2 separate regions of the Mus musculus genome follow, and region 2 is linked to region 1. Evidence: chromatin loops called from intact Hi-C (ENCODE). Cell type or tissue: left cerebral cortex. All regions are shown on one strand. Region 1 holds the start of Asph (aspartate-beta-hydroxylase). Region 2 overlaps Asph (aspartate-beta-hydroxylase).

Region 1 (8,000 bases):
GCTGAGGACACGGAAATGAAGAGCAAGAGTAACCTGAGCAAGAACTAAGTCACAAACATGTTTACTGCATGTTAAACAAGCACATGTAAAGCCTCTAAAGGCAGGTTTCTCAAGCAGTTTTTATCCATAATGCTAGCAATAAAATATTTCACATTTGGTGCTCAAGTCCCATGGAAGAGCTCTTCCTGCTCTTCCATGGGACTTGAGTTTGGTTCCCAACACCAATTCCAGGCTGCTCACCAGCTCCTGTAAGTCCAGCTCCCACGGAGCTGATGCCCTCTTCTGGCCTCTAAGGGCACATGCACTCATGTGCACATACACACAAACACAACACATACAGATAATTAAAGGGAAAATAACTCTTGGGCTGGACAGACAGGTAGGTGGCTCAATGGTTAAGAGCACTGGTTGTTCTTCTAAAAGCCAGGATCAATTCTCAGCATCCACATGGTGGCTTACAACTGTTTGTAATCCTAGTCCCAAGTGATTTGATGCCCTCTACTGGCCTCTACAGGCACCAGGGATGAATATGGTGCCCAGACATACATGCAAGCAAGCACTCGTACACATAAAATATATTTAAATTTTACATTGATCTAAAAACATATCTTTAATAGTAAATATATTTTAATCATATATACATATATAAATATGGTACATGGGTATTTAGCATGTATTGTGCAACATAACATTTTATAGGTTACATATATAGATCATATTAGCATGTATGAGACTGATTAGCAAAAGTGTATAAGAATGGCTAGGAAGTGATCCCACAGAAGAAAATCCACAAGGTGGGAATGCTTTATTCCTCTACATGTAGAGTGGGTACTATTAAAGTAGCATTCCAATAGATCCAGATCTAAAAGTACACATGTGTTTTATTGATGAGGTGAAAAGTGGTAGATTCAAAAACACAAGTGCTTGACACAATTTTAAAAATTAAGCCAGAAACATCTTATTAAAATTCACTTTGAAGCCGGGTGGTGGTGGCACATGCCTTTAATCCCAGCATTTGGGAGGCAGAGGCAGGAAAATTTCTGAGTTCGAGGCCAGTCTGGTCTACAGAGTGAGTTCCAGGACAGTTGGGGCTATACAGAGAAACCCTGTCTCGAAAAAAAAAAAAAAAGAAAAGAAAAAAAAAAAAAGAAAGAAAGAAAGAAAGAAAAAAACTCATTTCGACTCAAAGACTAAACTTTAACACTAACTTTTGTTCAAGTAAAAGAAATGAACTACTCCCAGATAAGATTTGCATGTGAACCTAAAGTTTAAGAGGCTTGCAATATGCCGTTTTAGAATAACTAGAATTCAAACAGATACTGGAAGTTAACACTCTGTATATGGGCATACATGGCCTGAGAGATACAATAGCTGTAACATATTAACAATGACTGCCTGGCAGGGCAGCAACAGTTGTCAAGCCTATGGCAAACAGGGGTAAAAGCAATGATAACAAGGCTGGTTATGGATTAAATTTATTTTATCAAACAATATTCTTCCACTTTAAAAACAAGGCAACCCTGGCTGCCTTCCATAATGAATGAGTCACTGGGTTAGATCTGTGAACATACACATAGGAAAAGAGTCAACATTTCTCCAAATTCAACAAGAGCTCTGTCTATTGTTACGGTTCTCCTCTGTAAGTGGTCAACACCTACATCCCCTTCCCCTTTCATACTAATCTCTGCTTTGAAGCATAGAAACTACCTACATCAGGTGGTGGCACTTGTAAGATGAGCCAAGGGAATCTCAAGGGCAAAGGACGCCCTGCAACCTTCAGCAGCTTTCCTGTAACTCTTCCCTTTAAGAGCTCGTGGGCCATGGGAGCTTAAAAATCTCTCAGTCGAATGAGTTCGAACTTGCTTGTCTTCAGCCATCATGAATTTGATTAGAATTAGTTCCATTCAATGGCTTACTGTGAAAAGACAGGAACAGCAGCCGAAAGGAACCATATCACATTCCTGAAATGCAAATGCCAAATGCACACACATGATCCAACACCCTAACACAGGAGGAACAGAAAATAAAGGTAAAATTACTTATAATGTCTGATAAACCACCACCAGGCTCCCCGAAGTACCAGCAGAGCTCATGAACTAGATCCCAGAATACACGGCTGCAGTGGGACTCAGAGAGTGACCATCTCATCTCTAGCCTTCTGTTTCTGTTTCCGAATGGCAAAAATCTACCCATGAGTACAGTGTTGAACAGCTAGCCACTGGGGCAGCAGATGGAGCCAGCCAGGCACCACAGGTTTAGGGACAGACAGTTGAAGCTTTCCTCAAATTATCCTGGGAAATTATAAATGGCTTTAAGTAAGTTTTTAACTGACAGAGAAAAATTATACATATTAATGGAGTAACTTACAATGTTTCACCATGTACAATATGTAAATCAGGTAAAATATTCTATCTTCAAATATGATTTTTATAATGCAATTTTTGAAAATAATCTTATCTTGAAACACACTATATATTACTATCAACTCTAGATGCCCTATTATGCTAAATCACACTAGACTATCTTGGCCTTATCTAGCTATGCATACAGTTTTTACTAAATGGGATTTCTCTAACAGCCTTTTGGACTCTGTACTTGCTGGGGATGCAGAAGCAGCATATTGAAGATCCAGGCCAAGTCCTTCTCAGGACATTAAATCAGTAGCTGGAAGAGCATCAAAAGAGCACATTGTATCTGAGCTTTACTAAGATACAGAATGTTACAAATCGCTAAGAGATCAGCTGGCAAATAGCAACAGGAAGGCGGCTGTACAAATGAAACACTTACAAAACTGTATCTAGTGCTTCAGAAAGTTACAATAGAGTCTACTGCAAAAGGAATCCTATATTTGAAACAAACATGTTACAGAGTAACAGTAGTGCAGCTTGTCAAGCAAGATGGGTACTTTGTATTCTCTCAGGTTTTTCACTCTCACCATCAGCATGGACACGTGTACAATTTGATATGCATCAAGGCATATCATATTGTCTTAGGCTATCGGGAACCAGGAAGCAAAACAGAGAGTAAATGGATTAAGATTAGCGATGTCAGAGAGACTTGCCACATGTTTCTAAAACAAATAGAGGCCTGGGCTATCAGATTCCTTGTTCCAAACTGCACTGCCTTTCATGAGAAAAATGGTATTTGTTGTTCCCTTTTGGGATCAGTGCACATGAACAAAATATCTAAGTTAGCCCACATAACCACGGTACTACTATTAACTAGAAGAAAATGTAAACTTTATCTATTTATTTTCGAATAATCTCCCAGCCCATGGTATGGTTGCAAAGAATTCCCTCCGAGTATTTTATAGAACTTGTTTTCCTATGATCTGGCCAAGCTAGAAAAACAGTGCTACCAACACAACAAACACATACAATTCTTGTAGTGAGCAAATTATGGGCTTTCTAGTTTTCCATCCTTAATTGGCTGGTAGAGTATTAAGTCACTGGCCCTGACTTATCCCCTTGGTTAAGTAGAAAAAAACTGCGACTGGGCCCCCTTCTTTCAAGAAAGCCAGGACACACTCAGCAGCACACTGTATCCATTAGCAACCTAAGAGACACAGAAAGTTTATGGAGGCTGGGGAAGAATAAATTTGGAAGTGTGTTTCCCAATGACCAAAATGCATCAAATGATTGTGTGAATTTATATTACCAAAAGTATACGGACATATTTCATTCTCCATAAGTCTTAAGATTGTTCCACACAAAGGCTTATTCTTAAATTTCTTGATCTATTAGATATCTTGAGAGAATTGAACACCAGTTGATAAGAGTTCCTGGGTAAGTACAGACTGATTAAAATAGTTTTAAGATCTAATTGCCATTATATAACTTGAAGCTTCAAATTGGGAGGGGAAACATGTTCTACAGCGACACCTGCTGGTAAGTGACAGAATAAAAGCAAGCCACAGCCAAAAGAGGCAGCCAGTGGTAAGTATGTCAAGACACTGGCCACAATGGTGATACATTGCACAGACCCCTCTGTACTGTATCATAAACCCAAAGACAACCATGTCCCTCTTCCTCAAACACTTTCCCAATCAGTAAATGTGAGAAAGACTTTTCACTGGCCAAGTAATAGTGAAGCACACTCTATGAATGAAATACCTGCGTTCAAAACCCCGGCTAGGTAAATCACCTTTTAGATGCATGTTAAACGTAAAATGTCCAACTCCTTTCTTCTGTATTCTAAGGAGCAAATTGAAAAATTTAAAATGAAATTCTACTTTATCATTTCTCAACTGAGCTGAAGAAAGTGGAAAGCAGACACATGCTTTAAAATATTTTCTCTATAGATGTGCTTTATAGGTCTCCCATCCCCCATAATACTTTTATATAATAACCTTAGTACTAATGAGATGAGTTATGAGACCAATGTCACCACTGATATCAGATTCTCAATGTTAAAAACTTAGTGTGTGCACTTTTCAAACTATGATTTTTAAACGTGCTACTTTAACCATATTTTAATCAAAGGCTTATTAGTTAAACAAAAGCACAAATTTCTGCAATGACTGTAACTCTACCTGGGACATGCCAGAAGAAAACTTGATAAACTACTTCAACTCCCAACCCCTATAAGATCTGACGTATTCTATTTAAGAACCAACAATTCAAACAGTGCAGTGTAATGATGAGCAACAGAAAACCTGGCTTTTAGTTGATGCTCTTCTGTCCTACCTGGGTTTTCACAGGCTGAGCAAGACCTTTAAGCATTAATTTTCTCACCTTATTTAACTAGAAGACACTAAATGCCACAGCAATGTAACTGCAGCTACGGACTCCCCAGCAGTTAGAGTTGGTTTGCATGTCCATGTCCCTACCTCAGTGACCACATAAAGTTAACTTTGTTTTCAGTACCCTGTTTATCTTTCAGGTGTACCCTGCTGTAAGAAAGCAATAAACAGAACCACGCTTTCCCATTATAATGGTAACTGTTTAGCACAAAGGGAAGAAGAGTTTTAGTTTCCACCTGGGGTGCCTTCTCTTTCACCCAATCAGAACTCAGTAGTTACTGAAATAGTTATTTAAAATAATGGCCTAGGAAGAATCATGCGCTCTGTGTAATTTAGGCTCGAGTTTGGGGGGAGGGGTTAGAACACAGGTGTTTCATTCATTATGAATGAAATTGTGCTTCATTATAGTTATGTCACTCTAAAGTGTGGGCAAATGATAGACTAAGGGACTATACATCCTAATGATAGAATAAGGGACTATATATACATCCTAAGAATAAGGTACTATACATCCTGGGGTTTCCCAGCCCTACCAGCTGACTGTAACACTGGTACTTATCAGGGGACGGTGCACACTCTCTGTACTGGCAGGCCTCATAAGAGACTTCCCTGGATGCAATCAGGGTGTAAAGGATAGAGATGAAAGTCTAGGATGTAGCTCAGCGGCTAAAGCACTTCCCCAGCACACACAAAGCTCCCAGGACAGCAGCAGACGCATTTCACCAGGCAATCGCTACAGAACACATTAAAATCTTGCTCATTAGCTTTCTCCTCAACATTCAGTAGGCTCTTCTCATTCACATACTTCAAATCTATGCTCCAACCACAAAGCAATGGCGCTGCCGATGTCAGATTAGCTGACTTAGGAGCCAGAGAGCCTGAATGTCATTTTTACCGGTATTGAGGTGAATTAATTACTACAGTGGCCTTGGACCTCAAACTGTGTACATAGAGTCCTTTCCATTAAGAATACAAACAGCTCTCAGAATGTTAATGTGTACAATGGATTTAACTGCCTAACTTTCCCCATTTACATTTATTCATTCATTTTCTAATCAAATATTTATTGCACAGCTATTAAGGAAACGAACTATTCTAGTTGATAATGGGGAATAGAAGAGAGTGAAACAAAGACAATACATGAAGACAGAATATACATGAAGACAGCAAGTGCTATGAAGAAAAACCATAGTTGGCTCATCTATCGTCCTGACATATACTAATAAAACCATAATCATCCAATCTATATATGACATATAATAATGAGCTGCCCATAGACCAAAGCATAGAATCTAAATCATTTCCAGTGATATTGAGAGCTCACATTCAATACACATGTGTGTTCCAGTTCCAATATTCTAAATATGAGTCAAAGGAAATATAAGAGAAACCGAGAACCGGTGAAATCTGACACGAAACAGATTTAAAACATCTGTTCTCCACTCTGCTGGCTAAGCACATGGAGAAGAAAGGTGAATAACCAGTAGGGTTTTTTGTTTGTGGGTTTTGGGTTTTTTGTTTGGTTGGGTTTTTTTTTTGGGGGGGGGGGGGTTATGATTTTATTTTATTTTATTGAGAAAAGAAAAAGGAGGCACAGAGAAAATCCCTATAGTACTTTATGATGTCCCTTTGTATTTTAAAAGGCAAACGCAATACATATTAAGAAAACTAAACAAAACTCCTTAAAATAATTTGCAAGAACGAAGCATCAAGTCTCATCCCGGCCCTTGAATACACTCCTCCAAGCCGCTCCTCAACGCTGCTGGCCAGGCTGAAACTTACTTTCTCTGACTTTGGCTCAGGGTCAAGCGCCCCGAAAACTGCAAAAAGATAAAGGGCCCTCTACACCCAGCTTCCATCAGGAAAGGCAAGAAAGGGCCGGCCAATGCTCGGGCAGGCTGGTGCTAGGGGTCCCCCTCCGGCCGACTCTGCTCCTCCGCCTCCCCGCCCGGTGAGCGCGGCCTCGCCCCGCGCACACAGGAGCCTCGCTAAGGATGGAGAGGAGCGGCGGACGTAGGATCAGACCAGACCTGCAGCGCCCACCCGGCTCCCGCCCGCAGCCAGGGCCTGGCCTGCGGGGACTCTGACCTCTCCGAGCCCCGGGGCTACTGCTGCTACCGCTGCTACCCGTGCTCGGGCTACCGCTGCCCGAGCCGCTGCCGCTGCCGCTGCTGCTGCTGTTGCCGCCGCCGCCCTTGGCGTTCTTGCGCGGGGCCATCGCGAGCTGCTCCGGGGACTGCAGAGAACCGGGGCCTTGCTGAGTGCACTAGGGACACCGGGGCTTCGAGACTCCTGTAGCAGCGCCTTAGCGTCCACTGCGCTCGCTGCGCCTCGGACGACTTGCACCAGCGTGCAGCCGCGCGGTTAGCCTCGCGTGCGCCCAGCCTGCGACTCCTTAGGCTGCCAAGAGCGCTCAGCTCCCCCCGGCCTCGGCCCCGCCCACGCCAGCCTCTGCCCACCCACCAGATCTGAAAGACGCCAACACGAGCCAATCCCGAGGACCGCTGGCAGGGGGCGGGGCAGGCTACGCGCGCCTGCCCTCCTCAGGCCAAAGCTTGTCTTTTGCTGCGCAGTGACTGCAAAGCCCCAGCGGCTTGTGGCTTTCTAGTCTGCCTGGATCCTCTGGAACGTGGCAAACGTGGAAGCCGGCAGGACTCTCGCGAGCGTTGGTGTTCTGGCTCCAACGGGATGGGGCGGGTATGAGGGCGGTGCCCGAGAGCTGCGCACCACCTCTTGGCTTCTTGGGAATTTGGTTCCGGTGCCTAAGTACGACCAAGGGTGCAAGCCCTCTCTTTGAAAAGGATTTGCCACAGTTCCGCCAGTACACTGTGATTGTTGAGCCTTCCAGTGTCAAAAATAAGGATTTGTGCCATCAGTAGTTTTGGAGAACCTTTAGTTAAGACATTAAAATGTTAACATGACTCAAAAACCCTATTTTCTTAACCATGCACAACACTCTCATCACACTAATACCTAGAATTTCTTCATGTCCCCAGCCATTGATCTCCTATGCTTATGCAGTGTACTGCGTCGGGATTGAGAACTGAATATTCAAAAGAAAAATGGCAACAGCTGGATGAACCAGCCAAGGTCCAGCAGAGACCATGATCATTTGTTACCAATTGCCCACATGGTGTCTGTGGGTAACAAAAAAACATGAAGTATGTGGTGATTTAATACATTGCTGTCAATGTCGAGATCTTCCAGGAGTTCTTGGAAGCAGCCCCTTGTAGAAGACCCAGAGTGAGCCACTGCTGTG
Region 2 (8,000 bases), 55 kb before region 1:
GCTGATGAGGTGTGAAGATGAGGTAGGAATGAGAAACACCCAAGCAGATGACACAGCAGATGCAAAGGCCCCTGGTCAGATAAGATGAAATTATTATGAGAGACTGTGTGAAAACGCCTAACCAATAAAGCCACAGCCGACACAGCATAGAGAAGAGAAAAGAGAAACACACCTAGACAAATGCCACTGCAGGGCCATGACAAGCAGTAACAGACACAGTTTGGAAACAAGAGTCAGAATGTAAGAGCAACTTGGACAGGACTTGCAGCTAGAAGAGCAAAGAAACCATAGAAAGCGCATGGAGTTTAACCTTGAGCCACTACAGACCTGGCAAAGTCATTAACGAGCGAGCGTATAAAAAGCTCAAGTGAGAGCAACTGGCATGGGGCAGGGCTAACGAGGAGCTGAGAGACAGCATGGGAAGGAAAGCCTGTGCTAGGCACAGCTGCAGTCCGAGTCACCCACAGCATCCCCAAATGGAGCTGTAACTGGGTATATTAAAACTTCTAAAGAGTCACTGGTGACATGTACAGGAGTAACAACACTTAAATGATGTCTGAAGCCACAGGCCACCTGTGTAACCATCTATGCAGAAAATCTCTCTAAGGACATAACACAGAACCAAGACAGTGAGGCAGGGAACTTGGCTTGAGGATGGATTCTTTCCTCTGGTTAGCTGTTCATCACGTGTGCCTTAGCCCCTGAGCCAGTGCGACAAGAACCTGCTGGACTTTCCACTCTTCTGCACCCCCATCCTTGTAGAACTGACTTTCATGAGCCATGCTGACTTTAAATTCGGTCTCTCTGATGCACACAGGCATACATGATGGCTCCCAAAGATAGAGGACCACTCTAAGACAAGCAGCCAGAAGCCGCTGGCCTGTGTTGGTCACTCCACTCTGACTCTCCATTTATTCCTGATAAAATCCAGGACTTTTTTATGTACATTTATTTATATGATATTTAAATTAAAAGTGTCCATAAAACTCCGTCACAGTGAGGGGGGATTTTGAAAAGTATACCCAGTGTTCCCCCTAGAAGTAATAGGCTATAGTTGCTTGGAATGTAGTTATAGAAACCCAGCTATTTTAGAAACTTGTGTAAAACAGAACTGAATTCATACCATGGTCTGTGTGTACTGATTCCTGAAGAAGGGACTGAATTTGTTCCTTTACTTCATCTTCAACATTCTGGATGTCTAAAATAATTACAAATCATAAATAAACAAACAAACAAACAAACAAACAATGCTGAAGTGTTAATAGGAAATTCCAACACTTAAATATGGCATGGACACACATACTGCAATGACTACATTTGTCTGAGAGGCTCTGTATTTTCCTGTTCACATGCTATTCACTCCCCTACATCAGGAAACGTAATACTTAAAATTCGCCTTATTTGTTCAGTAGGTTTAAACATTAAGAAACTTTCCAAAAGACTTTTAAAGAAACTAATTTAGGCGTAAGGTTTTCCTTTAAGAAATAGTCATAGAGGGGCTGGAGAGATGGCTCAGAGGTTAAGAGCACTGGCTGCTCTTCCAGAGGTCCTGAGTTTAATTCCCAGCAACCACATGGTAGCTCACAACCATCTGTAATGAGGTCTGACGTCCTCTTCTGGTGTGTCTAAAGACAACTACAGTGTACTCACATACATAAAATAAATAAATCTTTTTTTAAAAAAAGAAATAGTCATAGAGAAAATGCTGTCAACTTTTAACTAATAAAATTTCCATTCATGTTAGAAGCAAACTTTTCATAAACAGGGGTACTGAAAAAGACCAAATTTAATACACACTAAACAATGTGACCACCTCTGACCTCCTGACTGGAATAGGTCACTCTTGGAAGCGCGAGAATCCTAGTGAGTAGGGCCGGGCCACACAAAAATGAAGCTTACGTGATGATAACGAACTCTGTACCAGCTTCAGAACAAGTCTGGAGAAGTGTGGAGGACCTCATTTGCAGCTCTCAACAATGTGTCTGAAAGCCAGATCCCCAGACTCACACAATAATGACTTATAAAGTGGCCACTAATGATGACATTGCCACAGCACCGTAGCACTTACCTGATTATAAGATACACCCCAACATTACACAGCAAGCTGTTTCTACAACAACACTTGCAGGCTGGTGGGTGACAGTGCTGGACTTAATCCTGGCAGCACCAGTGGCTCGTACAGGATAATGCCAATGGTGGTAGCTACAAAGCACAGCTCTCCCGTGACAGACCGAACAAATTCAAAGTTGAGACAGGGGGAGGGTTTAACACTCTATGCTAGTCACTTACTAAAACCTTCCGAAAGCATAAAGATTTTCTATATCTGCTTCGCTAGTCATTCATGTTGATGCCCTGATGTAATTATATACAGGTCCGTAATCTCTGCTCTTCCTTCAGTCTCCCAGTGTTTGTGCCAGCCTCCTCACCGGGCCATTTCACTAATGCTGAGAAAGCATCCAGGGCATCATTGGAAGGTTTCTAGCTAAGGCCTGGGGATGCTCTGCTCCTATGGGATACAGGAAGGTCTCTAGCCAAAGCATGGGGATGCTCTGCTCCTATGAGATACATGAAGGTCTCTAGCCAAGTCGTGGGGATGCTCTGCTCCTACACTTGGCTCCTTACTGACTCTGATGCCACCATGGATTGAGAACTACAAATGAGGTCCTCCACACTTTTCCAGACTCATCTGTTACCAGTGCCTGTTTTGAACTAGGTAAGCACTCCCTGCCACTTCATTTCTGACTCTATCCATGACTTTTTTCTCCCTCGAAGATGGGACAGAGCCAGAAGCTGGGCTACAACATGTTAAAGAATGAACAGAAAATAAAGTAAAAAAAGGCAACGCTGCACAGTGCGTTCTGTCAAGTGTGGTCACGACAGTGAAGAGGCGAAGTCGGGGGAGGTGGTGTTAGGAGGGCACCGAGGGCTTCATTTTACTGCATTTTATGAGAGATAATAAGTAGCTGTGATAGTCAAACAAACGAAGGAAGGCAGAGAAGGAAAAGAAGAACTGACGTGTCAACAAGAGAACAGCTGAGAGAGCAGAATGTAACCTGGAAGGGACATTGCCAAGAGGTTAAAAAGAATGGAGGCTAACAGTTCACTGGAGTAAGCGATCATTTGCAAAGAATATGAATGATTCTAATAACCAAAGGGAAGAATATGGCATGTGGCACATCTAAGACCCAATACTTGCTCAAGAACTGATTTTTTAACTACAAATTTATTTGCTAAAAAGTAAAATATTATGTGTTAAATTCAAATATTTAAAAAAAACTTTTTAAAAAGTATTGTGGATTCTGGAGGCTTACACTAATTCCACAGTCATAGGAGGGATACAGTAAGTTCTCCTGAAATTCAGAAATAAACACATAATAAAACTCAGACTAATATACTATTCCTTAAAGGAATGAAGCAAAGAAAATCAAATAGTATTCACCAGCACAACTTGGGGCCATGTATTGTTTCCAATAAAGTGTCATATCCAGCACTTCCAATAGGTGGCGCAGTGAAACCAATTTTCTTAATTATTGCGACAAAGTACAGAAGCTAATATTCTATAAATTACTATGCCACAATCAGAAAATAATGGTGATAGATTATATTTTTATGTGCCAATTTGTTAAAATACGTCAGCATACCCAATCTATGAGTCAAAGTCCCTTTGTGGAAAGAATATGAACTGATCTACGGAAGCATTTCTTTCTGTCTCTGGTGTCTTCTGGCAGGAAGTGCTTACCTAAAACAAGGACGTCAACAGAGGCTATTGCTTTGGGCACAGATGGGAAGAGGACAGGGGATGCTTAGCTCTTCATTCCTGGTGGAATCGTGCATGGGGCAGACAGCAAACAGGCTGTGTACAGTCTGCGCCTGTTCCTACTTTGGATATAATAAGGCAAGAGTGCTGGAGTTAAAGTCAGGACGCATTTGGCTTCTGTCGTTCCCAACTGCATGGTCATGGGCAACGGACAACAATAACCTGTGCCTTGGAATTTTTATTAAAATAACCCTAGACACATCTTCACTACAAGAGTATTTATTATAATCCCAGAAGAGAACAAACGGCAGCTCGTTTTATAAATGATGTGAACAATGGGGTGAGACATGAGTGGTAACTGAAAAGATACCTGCAGACCAAGCAGCCCTGCAGAGTGTTCAGTGACACTTACCTGCCCCCTCAGGGGCCTGCTCCTCCAGCTCAGCGTGAGTCTCTGCCTCCTCCTCCGGTGGAAATGTCCTCTCAGAAGGAGATCTTTCTTTAAGGCCTGCATTTTTTATTCACAGTGTTAACTAAGACTTCTTTAAAAATCACCTTTATACTTTAAATCAGAAAAAGTAACTTTCAAACATGTGATTGGTGGGACAGGACGCTCGGGCTTCCCAGTACTGTGTTTAAGACCGAGGAAAGGGTCTTTCATCTCATGAGGGTCTTCCGTGTACTTAAAACTTTTTAAAAGGGATTGATAAATATTCACAACATAGACTAACCATGTCTAGCCTTGCCAAAAGAAGATGCGTGGGAGTCCAGACTCCTGTCTTGTTTAAGGACCTTGTAAGCCAGAGCTCAGTGCCCAGCAGAAGGGACCATATGACACTCATAAGCTGGGCTGTGCACACTCCAGACCTGAGTTCACTTTTCATGTGTAATGTTTGATTAGGGAATACCAGAGTTTTCAATAAATCATATGTAACGCAGTACAAGTTTCACAAAGTACCACCTGTAAGCAACCATATTATTTTTCTAGAGCTAAAAGGTATCCAAAAAAATCTGTTTAAAAGTAAGGAAAGCTGAGCTGGGGGAGGGGCATACCTGAAATCCCAGCACGAGGGAGGCAGAGGCAGGTGGATTTCTATGAGTTTAAGGCTAGCCTGGGCTACAGAGCAATCCCTGGACAGGAAGGGCTACACAGAGAAGCCCGCCTCAAAAACAAAACAAAACAAACGGTAATAAAAAATAAGGCAGGAAGCAAGTTAACATGAGCCACATAAACACTAAGGTAGTGCTGTGATGTGTTGCATGTGGAAGGGAACATTAGATAAATCCTTAATACAGCTGTTCAGGAAACCAAGGCAGGACTAAGAGTCCAATTCTGTTTGCTGAGTCTGAGCTTCTTTGCCCTCACTGAGAGCTGGACGAGGGTGGCATCTGGGAAGATGGGCACAGTGGCCCTTGGAGAAAAGGTCAAGCCAGCTCTCACATTCTGTAGACTGTAGGTACCACTGTACAGTTAATGCCCACACTCCCCTTATGTCAACTCAAGCATTTTACTTTATTCTTTGTCTGGTCTCTTATTCTTGTTTCTGCCAGAGGTTACTTCTGTACTCTTACAGAGACTGCAAAAGCAACAGGCTGGCTTGGCAATCTTCTATTTCCTCAATTTCAACACTCCCTGTACACACCACCACCACACACCGCTTTGTTCTACACATCAGTGTAATCTAACTATAAAAGAGATTTCAAACTAGTTCACTTGCTCAGAGTGTGAGTAGGGTTGGAAATCCTTACAGTGCCTCACATCTACTTGAAATACAGCATGAAAACGACAAAGCTCTTTCTCACTGATGTAGCCCGCCCTTTTACCTCTTGACTGGCAGTAGGTGAGTTGTGCTCAGTCAATCAGGAGAGGCTTAGGATTCCATGGACTCATGTGCTTTGTCTCTGCATTCAGTATGTCAGTCGACAGTTGGCCAAAGCAATTGCTACAGAAATGCCTACTTCAGGGCGAGGGCATGCAGTGGGGCCCACTCTGCCAGTCCACTACAAAGAGGCTCACTGCAGGGTCAAAGAGCCTTAGATATGCCTGGTTGGCACAGGGATGTCAGTGGAGAAACAAGGACTGCAACAATCTTGCTCTTACAGTTTACAAGGGATTCCTAAGAAGAATGCAACAATCCTGCTGCTACTGTTTTCAAGAGATTTGACTGTATCCACGATTTCTCTATAATGTGTCTAGTTTTCCCCAGGTGGTATCAGTATGTGCCTGATGTCAAGCAACAGTAACTATATTCTCAGAAGTGTCTCAGTGTGAATGGAAGGCTACAACATCACCCTTCACTAACATACACTCAACTGGCTTTCAAACTGGTCTGCATTTAAAGTGTTTTCAACAATAGTCCCATCCAATGGCAGATGCAAGTGCCAGAAACTCCATTCTTACCAAACCTAGAAAAGTCCATTTCATTTGAAAAAGGAAGAAATGATGTATTTAAAAGGTACCAGTCTAAGTCTTCAGACACAATACACAAAGAGCTAGCTTTCTGTAACTCAACTGGGAGTCATTTACCTTTACAATCCAAAGGATAAAAAGAATGGAAAAATGTATGAAAAGAAAATGCTAACCAGCTTCATTTCCACCCAAACCATCAGTCAAATGACATACTTTCAAACAGCTATTCAGTGCTATATCCAGAGGGGACATTTGCACAAATAAATTTTATTATAAATTTCAAAGCAGTGAAAACCATATTTATGCATCTCCTTTACTGGGCCCCTACAAACTTTTAACAAAGGAAGCCACACTGAAATAGCTTTAATAACCCTCGGAGAAGCCCTGGCCATCCCTGTACAGTAGTAACTCCTGTTATACAAAACCGACATAAATAACACATGTGACCAATTCAGACTAAGAGGAAAGAGGTTTTTTGTTGTTTGTTTGTGTTAAAGCTTGATTCATTTATTGAGAAGTACACATGACAAAGGGTTAGGGCTGGAACTTGAAATGAATATTTAAAGTTACATTATAAAATGTAATCCATTTGTGGTCTAGTCCCTGTGGATGCATACAATGAAATCAAAGGGTACCAGTTTAAGTTTTCAGACACAATACACAAAGAGGCAGCTTTCTGTAACACAACTGGGAATCATTTATCATTATAATCCAAAGAATAAAAAACATGGAAAATATCACAAAAGACAATACTGCACAGCTTCATTTCCACCCAAACTATCAGTCAAATGACACACTTACAGACAGCTGCTCAGCGCTACGTCCAGGCTATATCCAGATTCACACTAGCTTGAGTTTTTTTTTTTCTCTCTCTCTCTGTCTCTCTCTCTGTCTCTCTCTCTGTGTGTGTGTGTGTGTGTGTGTGTGTGTGTGTGTGTGTGTGTGTGTCTCTGTCTGTCTGTCTCTCTCTCTGTCTGTCTCTGTCTCTCTGTCTTTGTCTCTCTTTCTACCATCTAACTTAATTGGTAGAGCAGTTGCAAGCTGGCTTGCTCTCAGCCCCTACAGCCTCAGACAACGACTCAGCTCCCAGAGGCAAAGGCAAGCCTCTTCCAGATGAGCTATTCAGAAGCAAAGGGGCCACTGCCTGGCTGCCCCAGACTTCTGAGGGACTCTTCCTGCCATGTTGCACTCCACTGCAGCTGCTTACTGACACTGCTGAGGTTCAAATGTCATCAGGCAATGACAATAGTGGGATCAAATGTAAAACTTTTTCTTACAACATCTTGGTTTTTGTTCTGTAGATTCATTACAGAAGTTAGAAGGCTTTTTAAAATTTACATTTATAAATATCTGTTTCTTTCATTTTAATTAAAAATGCAAGAAACTACCAAATATAAATGAAGCCAGGATTTAAGCCATTCACAGTATCCTTGACACTGAGCACAATTCTCTTGGGCCCATGAATGATAAGCTTTACAGGATTCAAGGCTATCCAGCCATACCCACCAGAATGAGAACAAAATGGTATAATCTACCTCCATAAACATAACAGCTTCACACTTCATAAATGTGTTATTTATTTACATATTCATTTACATCAAGCAGTTCATCAAACAAGTATCCATCAGCTGCTAATGTAAGGAACTCTTCCATGGTGGCTGAGCATGTGCGGTACAAGCCTTCCAGAAGGAGCAAGCTAAATAAAGCCCAGGAGCAGAAGCCACACAGCTTACTCACTAGGTGGCACAGATGTTACGGAGAAGCTGCGTCAAGAGGACAACCTAAACAAAAGGGCTTAGCAACTGGATCTCAATAGACTTCTAAAGGGCAGAA

Evidence for each region. Hi-C counts contacts between places; a loop is a spot of excess contacts. Peaks named below come from ENCODE experiments on the same cell type or tissue, not always from the same donor. Only the 100,000 strongest peaks of a DNase experiment are listed, where the experiment ranks them.
Region 2: it touches region 1 in a loop (7-fold over the local background); 34 of 42 quality-filtered maps call a loop at or near these places.

What each region holds. Positions count from the first base shown.
Region 1 is chr4:9,661,952-9,669,951 of GRCm38, forward strand. Asph (aspartate-beta-hydroxylase) reads right to left here and starts at 7,211. Exons shown (of 24, transcript NM_023066.3): 1 at 6,830-7,211. The coding sequence starts at 6,959. In left cerebral cortex, CTCF peaks have their summits at 299 (motif pointing left), 498 (motif pointing left), 3,889 (motif pointing left) and 7,292 (motif pointing left); DNase peaks (open chromatin) are centred at 1,550, 3,885, 5,410, 6,674 and 1 more place; H3K4me3 peaks cover 3,165 bases; H3K27ac peaks cover 2,206 bases.
Region 2 is chr4:9,606,674-9,614,673 of GRCm38, forward strand. It overlaps Asph (aspartate-beta-hydroxylase), which reads right to left. Exons shown (of 24, transcript NM_023066.3): 4 at 4,170-4,265; 5 at 1,124-1,198. Among named protein-coding and RNA genes, the nearest start is that of Asph, 58 kb to the right of the region's middle. In left cerebral cortex, CTCF peaks have their summits at 3,505 (motif pointing right) and 7,881 (motif pointing right); DNase peaks (open chromatin) are centred at 3,522, 3,779, 3,867 and 7,878; H3K4me3 peaks cover 532 bases.